Regions from separate parts of the Homo sapiens genome. Here region 1 is linked to region 2. The links are chromatin contacts, found by Hi-C or POLR2A ChIA-PET in ENCODE. All regions are on one chromosome and are shown on one strand. The core of a region is the stretch at or near the end of the contact, and the rest is flanking DNA. Distances in the headings are between cores, read along the strand shown. Region 1 holds the start of NUTM2E (NUT family member 2E). Region 2 holds the start of RPS24 (ribosomal protein S24).

Region 1 (2,792 bases), core at 1-2,500, 1.8 Mb after region 2:
ATGAAACCCAGCGTGTCAGGTGGACGGATCATGGAATGGGGGGCCAGCGGAGGTTAAGGAAGGAGGGCCCAAAGGTAGGGGTGGGAAAAAGAGAAGAGGAGGAGGAGGAAGTGCGCGTGTGAAGAGTGTTAAGAAAACGACAGGACAGAGCGGGGAGGGGAAAAGCGGGCCGAGGGACAGGGTGAAAGGTGAGAAACGAGGGTAAGAGGAAAGAGGGCCCGGGGCGCTGGGGAGTTGGGGAGACGATGGAGCGACAGGTAGAGCAGCTTGGGCCGAGCCGCGGGGGTGGAATCCAGACGCCGGGCGGGGGAGGGGGCGGCGGGGCGGCGGGACGGTGGGTGGGGGCCACCAGGCGGCGCCGGAGACCACCAAACATTACAGCGAGCGAGCCTGCTTCCTGGAGGGAGTGCAGACAAGGACCAGGAGCGGGAGCCGAGCCTCGCGGCCCGGGGCACGGCGCCGCCTGCCCCTCCCCGGCAGTGCCTCCCGACCCCCTGCCCTCCGCTGGGACATGGCCTGAGGCCCCGCCCGCCGCCCGGGACCCCTCCCCCACGCTGCCCCCGGACCCTCGCCCCAGGACCGCGGGGTCTCTTCCCGGCCCCGCCGCCCGCCCCGGCGAGAACAGGCCCGGCGGGCAAGGCGGCGGCGGACCGAGGGAGGCCTGGCCCGGCAGCGGGGAGAAGGGTGCGGCGCAGCCCGAGTTTCCCACCTTTTATCCTGGCCCAGACGCGGCTGGGGCGGACGGGACCTCTCGCGCTCTGCCTCCTCCTCTTGCTTCATGGAGCCATGCGCCTGGGTGGGGGCTCCCGAGAGAAGCTGGCCTGCGGGCGGGCCGGACGCGCTGCGCGGACGGGACGGGGCGAAGGAGGCCGGCAGGCGGAGGAGGAAGCGGCGGGGCGGCGGCGGCGGCGGCGGCCGGGAAGAACTAGAGGTATTCCCCGGGCGGCTGGAGGACTGAGTCGAGCCGGGACCCGAGTCCTCCGGTATCCCAGCAGCCACCGGAGGCAGTGAGGTAATGGAGGAAGAATGTAGGGAGTCCTCCGGTGGACCACACTCCTTCTAGCGAGCCGCGGAAACCATAGAGATCAGGGCTCAGCCGGAGGGCCGGCCCACTGCTGTCACGTGGCCTCCATCCGTGCGCTTTATTGGCTGGTGCTGGCTTTACGGGGTTGAATTTTGGACGCTGCCTGCCATTCGTGGGACCGAGTTTCAGGCAGCTGGAATAAAGAGAGATATCGGGGGAAAGCCGCGAGAAGGCCAGCGTCCCTCGCTGGGAGCAGAGCTAGCCGAGTAGGGCGCCCGGCTGTCAAACTGGCCGGCGCAGTGCACGCTGGGCCGCCCCGGAGCGATCGCAGAGCCCGTCGGGAGTCGTAGTCCCGGACGGGCCCGCGGCATCGTCCGCGACGCAGCTCGGGATCCGGGTCGGGGTGTCGGCCGGGTTGCTGCCGGGCACCGTCGAGCGTTAGCCACCCAGCATTGAGCTGCCAGCGGCTGTTCTCCCTAAGCACCCTCGCTCACGTCGCCTCGCCTCGCCTGACCGGCCGCAGCCTTGGATACCAGCCTTAAATCGAGCCGACTACGGCCCAGCCCCGCCCGCGGCGAGGTGCGCGGGGTTCGGTGCGAGCCCCTCGCCCCTGGCCGGGCCAGCCTCTTGATGCACCGGGGACGGGCGCGCCCATCCGACTCTTCGAGGGGCGGCAGGGCCCCATCTGTGTCTTTCGCTCTCGAGCCCCCAGCTAGAGTTGGCTTCAGCGGAATACCTACTGTGCGGGATTATTCAACAAGCCGATTGATCACATTCTTCAGCTCTAGCAGTGCAAAGGCTTCACTGAAAAAGAACATTACAACTTTTTTGAAAGAAATTTGGGGGTAAATTTAATTTTAAATACTGATTTTTGATAACATTTGATCTTATGACAGCATTTGTATTTTTAATTACAGATAGGATTACACTAAAAGTCATTTCTGACCTGCTCCCTTACCCTTATGGCTAAAATAAACTGCTAGGCCCTGAAGCAAAGGCGAGCCATGTTCTAGAGCAATGTCTTTCTTGTATTAAAATACAGCCCCATGCTCACAAAAAAAAAAAAAAAAAATTTTGGAGTGTAAACATATACATCATCTTAATTTGAGTCCTTATGTGTTGACGGTGTGCAGGGAAGAATGGGAAAGTAACTGTAAGTGGAGCCCAGAAAGAACTAACAAATTCATGAAAAAGTGACATTATTGCTGGTCTATTTTTTTTTTAATTTTCTGCTTCCTCACACTCTCCCATACTAAATGAATTATTTAGTGGTTTTTTTTTTGTTTTTTTTTTTTTGTTTTTTTTTGTGATACGGAGTTTTGCTATTGTTGCCCAGGCTGGCACGATCTTGGCTCACCGCAACCTCCGCCTCCCAAGTTCAAGTGATTCTCCTACCTCAGCCTCCCAAGTAGCTGGGATTACAGGCATGCACCACCGCGCCCGGCTAATTTTTTGTGTTTTTATTAGAGACGGGGTTTCTCCATGGTGGTCAGGCTGGTCGCAAACTCCCGACCTTAGGTGATACGCCCACCTCGGCCTCCCAAAGTGCTGGGATTACAGGCGTGAGCCACCGTGCCCGGCCGACAGGTGTTTTTTATGAGTTACAGACTATGTGCTTTCAGAATGAGGCAACTGATTTAAGGATGTAAGCATAATTTAAGGATATTGAAAATGATATAGGAATAAATTTGTTTAGTCATTCATGGATTTATTCATTTTCAGATGACTATGTGTGTGAATATTTAAGAATTCTAAAACCGCATGGGAT
Region 2 (3,173 bases), core at 307-2,806:
AAAATACAAAAATTAGCTGGGCATTGTGGCGCAGGCCTGTAATTTTAGTTACTCTGGAAGCTGAGCCAGGAGAATCGCTTGAATCCGGGAGGTCGAGGTTGCAGTGAGCCGCGATGAAGCCATTGCTCTCCAACCTGGGTGACAAGAGCTAGACTCTGTCTCAGGAAAAAAAAAAAAAGAAAATAGGAAAGCTGCCCGCAAAGCCTGCACCTTGGACACCTCGTCTGCACTAACATTTGGGAAATTCTTCTTATTATTTCTCCGGAACATATATATTTACATTCTTTACATGTCTGTTTCACGTTAAAGAAAATATTTCTGGAGCAATCAATTTTTTTTTCCTTTTTTTTTTTTTTTTTCTGAGACGGAGTTTCGCTCTTATTGCCCAGGCGGAGTGCAATGGTGCGATCTCGGCCCACTGCAACCTCCGCCTCCCGGGTTCAAGCGATTCTCCTGTCTCAGCCTCCCAGATAGCTGGGATTAGAGGCATGCACCACCACGCCCGGCCAATTTTTTTTTTTTTGTAGTAGAGACGGGGTTTCGCCATTTTGCCCAGGCTGGTATCGAACTTCTGACCTCAGGTCATCTACCTGCTTCGGCCTCCCAAAGTGTTGGGATTATAGGCGTGAGCCACTGCCCCTGGCTTCCAATTTTTTTTTCCTTTTTTTTCTTTTCTTTTTTTTTTTTTTCTGAGACGGATTTTCGCTCCTGTTGCCCAGGCTGGAGTGCAATGGTGTGATCTCGGCCCACTGCAACCTTTGCTTCCCGGGTTCTGGCGATTCTCCTGCCTCAGCCTCCCGAGTAGCTGGGATTACAGGCATGAGCCACCACGCCCCGCTAATTTTGTATTTTGTATTTATTTATTTATTTATTTTCGTAGATACGTGGTTTCGCCATGTTGGCCAGGCTGGTATCGAACTCCTGACCTCAGGTGATCCGCCCGCCTTGCCCTCCCAAAGTGCTGGGATTACAGGCGTGGCCATCGCGCCCGGCCAAATATTTTTCAAAATCTAATTTTGCATAATGACCAAGATTTGCAGAAAAATACAAATTAAAGAGATCTTTTAAAGTAAAGATTCGTCATAAAAGTCACAGAAATAATACTCATGAATAATAAATTAGAATGGGCAATGTTAAGTACTTGAAATAACAAAGGTTTTAGAGTCAGGGTTTCTGCAGTTTCCCTAGCCATATAACGAGGAGACTGTTAGAGAGGATATCCTAAAATGCTTTCCAAGTTTACCCACCTCTAACTCGGAAGAAGGCAATTTAAACTAATTTGGTTTACCGGAATTCAAATACGTACAATTCAACATAATGAATTGAACTGAAATTGAACACCTGCTTGCGTAAACCTAGTCGGCTCGAGTTGTTCTGGTTCTGGATTGGTCAGTCTAGAGTTCCAGGGGTGTGGCCAAAAGTCTGTGAGGCGGGGCCGTAGGCAGCCTAAATCAGGCATCGGCGCGGTCAGCCTCGTGGCGCGCCCACGCCCCCACGCCGGCTCTTCCCGGGGTCCTTCCGTGCGCGTTGATATGATTGGCCGGCGAATCGTGGTTCTCTTTTCCTCCTTGGCTGTCTGAAGATAGATCGCCATCATGGTGAGTCTCCCTGGGCCCGTGCAGTCATCTGCCGCGTATCCGAGCCATCCGTGGTCCCTGGGTCCCAGTACTTGAGCTATAGGCACGCGAAGCCCGGTTGCTCTTCTCTGGCCGTTTCTGTCAGAGGATGGTTGTCGAGGGGCTCGGGGCTGTTGGCAGGGCGTCCGGGCTGGCGGGCTGCGCTGTAGACCCGGACACGCTGGGCTTCGGGCTCCAGCGCCTGGGCAGTGCAGGAGCTGTTGCGCTTGTTGACTTCGTGGAGCACGGTGGATGGGGGTAGGGGGCGGGCGGGATAGATGGACACTGGGAGGCACATCTCGTCTGCAGTTCCTCATTGGGCTAGGTAGGCGGCTTGCAGGTGATGGCAGTACAAGAGGTGAAGAAGGTGCGGGCAGCGCCTGGGCGAGTTGCGGCAAGTGAAACCATTCCCACGTGTAAGCTAGAAAACTTGTCAGCTGGATGGATCTTCATGTTTCATAGTGGGGAAACAGGCCCTGGAAAGAGATGTTATAAAAAGGTAGTCCTGCCCTAAGTCATGCGTTATTAGCTCCTCCAGCATCCGTTTTTAACTTTACCAGCAATCTTTTTTTTTTCTCCTTACCTTTGATCCGTTACTTTCAAGAATTGAGTACCACTGACGTGGATTTAATTTGGTGTGGTTTCTCAAAGTAAAATGGAGAAAGTCTAGGAAGTTATTTGCTGCCATGAAAGTCTCTTGCGCCTCCTTTTTGGTAAAATTGTTAGCATAAATTGCTTAATGCCCACATTTTTTGTTAGGTATTAAGTAAAGGTGCAGTTCAGTCCTTCAGAAGGGAATATCGTTTTCTCTGATCTCTGCTATGGCCATTCTAGAAGGATAGATTACATGTAGGTAGTGAGTACAAGGTTTGGGGCACATTTGTGCAAGACATGATAAACACAGTTCATTGAGTGACCTTTATATGAGCCACAGCAGTTTTTACCCCAGAGAAGTGATTCTCAACCCGGAGTGATTTTTCTCCTAAGGGAACAGTTGGCTAAGTCTGGAGACATTTTTGATTGTCACAACTGGGAAAGGTGGGAAGTGCTTCCGGCATCTAGTGGTTAGAGGGCTGGGATTTTTATAGTTATTCTAAAACATACAGTCCCCACAACATATCCATATGGAATTATCCATATGGAAATATCAGTAGTGCTGAGGTTGAGAAACCCTGCCCCAGAGATACACATAACCTAGTGAAGTAAGTTGTACAGATTCATGTGTAAAACCATTGTGTTTTCCTGGTATTTTATGTATTCCTTAGGTGTATCCTGTGAGTTTGGCCTTGCCCAGTGGGTTTTATTTACTTTAGTTCGCTACATGACTAATGGCTACAAATTGGACTGCAACATTCTAGGTCTTGGAAAATCACAGCAAGGCCAAGAAAAGTTGGAGTAGTTTTATTAACCAGAGTGTTTATGTTTTCAGAACGACACCGTAACTATCCGCACTAGAAAGTTCATGACCAACCGACTACTTCAGAGGAAACAAATGGTAAGGAAGGGCACATCAATCTTTGCTTAATTGTCCTTTACTCTAAAGATGTATTTTATCAT

The links. Hi-C counts contacts between places; a loop is a spot of excess contacts on that map. ChIA-PET counts read pairs that join two places held with the same protein, here RNA polymerase II (POLR2A). Pooled maps may share reads with other maps.
Region 1: a map of CD8-positive, alpha-beta T cell shows a loop between it and region 2 (20-fold over the local background). The contact joins the promoter of NUTM2E here to the promoter of RPS24 in region 2. A Hi-C loop is called at or near these places in 1 of 168 maps with a recorded cell type or tissue (CD8-positive, alpha-beta T cell) and 4 of 50 pooled maps. POLR2A ChIA-PET finds 5 or more read pairs at or near these places in 1 of 52 experiments (activated CD8-positive, alpha-beta memory T cell).

The regions. Positions count from the first base shown.
Region 1 is chr10:79,825,489-79,828,280 of GRCh38, forward strand. It overlaps NUTM2E (NUT family member 2E), which reads left to right and starts at 1,251. Exons shown (of 10, transcript NM_001355263.2): 1 at 1,251-1,869. It overlaps NUTM2B-AS1 (NUTM2B antisense RNA 1), which reads right to left and starts at 1,106. Exons shown (of 7, transcript NR_120613.1): 1 at 710-1,106. It overlaps LOC642361 (a long non-coding RNA gene), which reads left to right and starts at 414. Exons shown (of 1, transcript NR_029407.1): 1 at 414-2,114. RefSeq lists an enhancer at 137-735.
Region 2 is chr10:78,032,307-78,035,479 of GRCh38, forward strand. It overlaps RPS24 (ribosomal protein S24), which reads left to right and starts at 1,557. Exons shown (of 6, transcript NM_033022.4): 1 at 1,557-1,598; 2 at 3,046-3,111. The coding sequence starts at 1,596. RefSeq lists an enhancer at 1,357-1,886.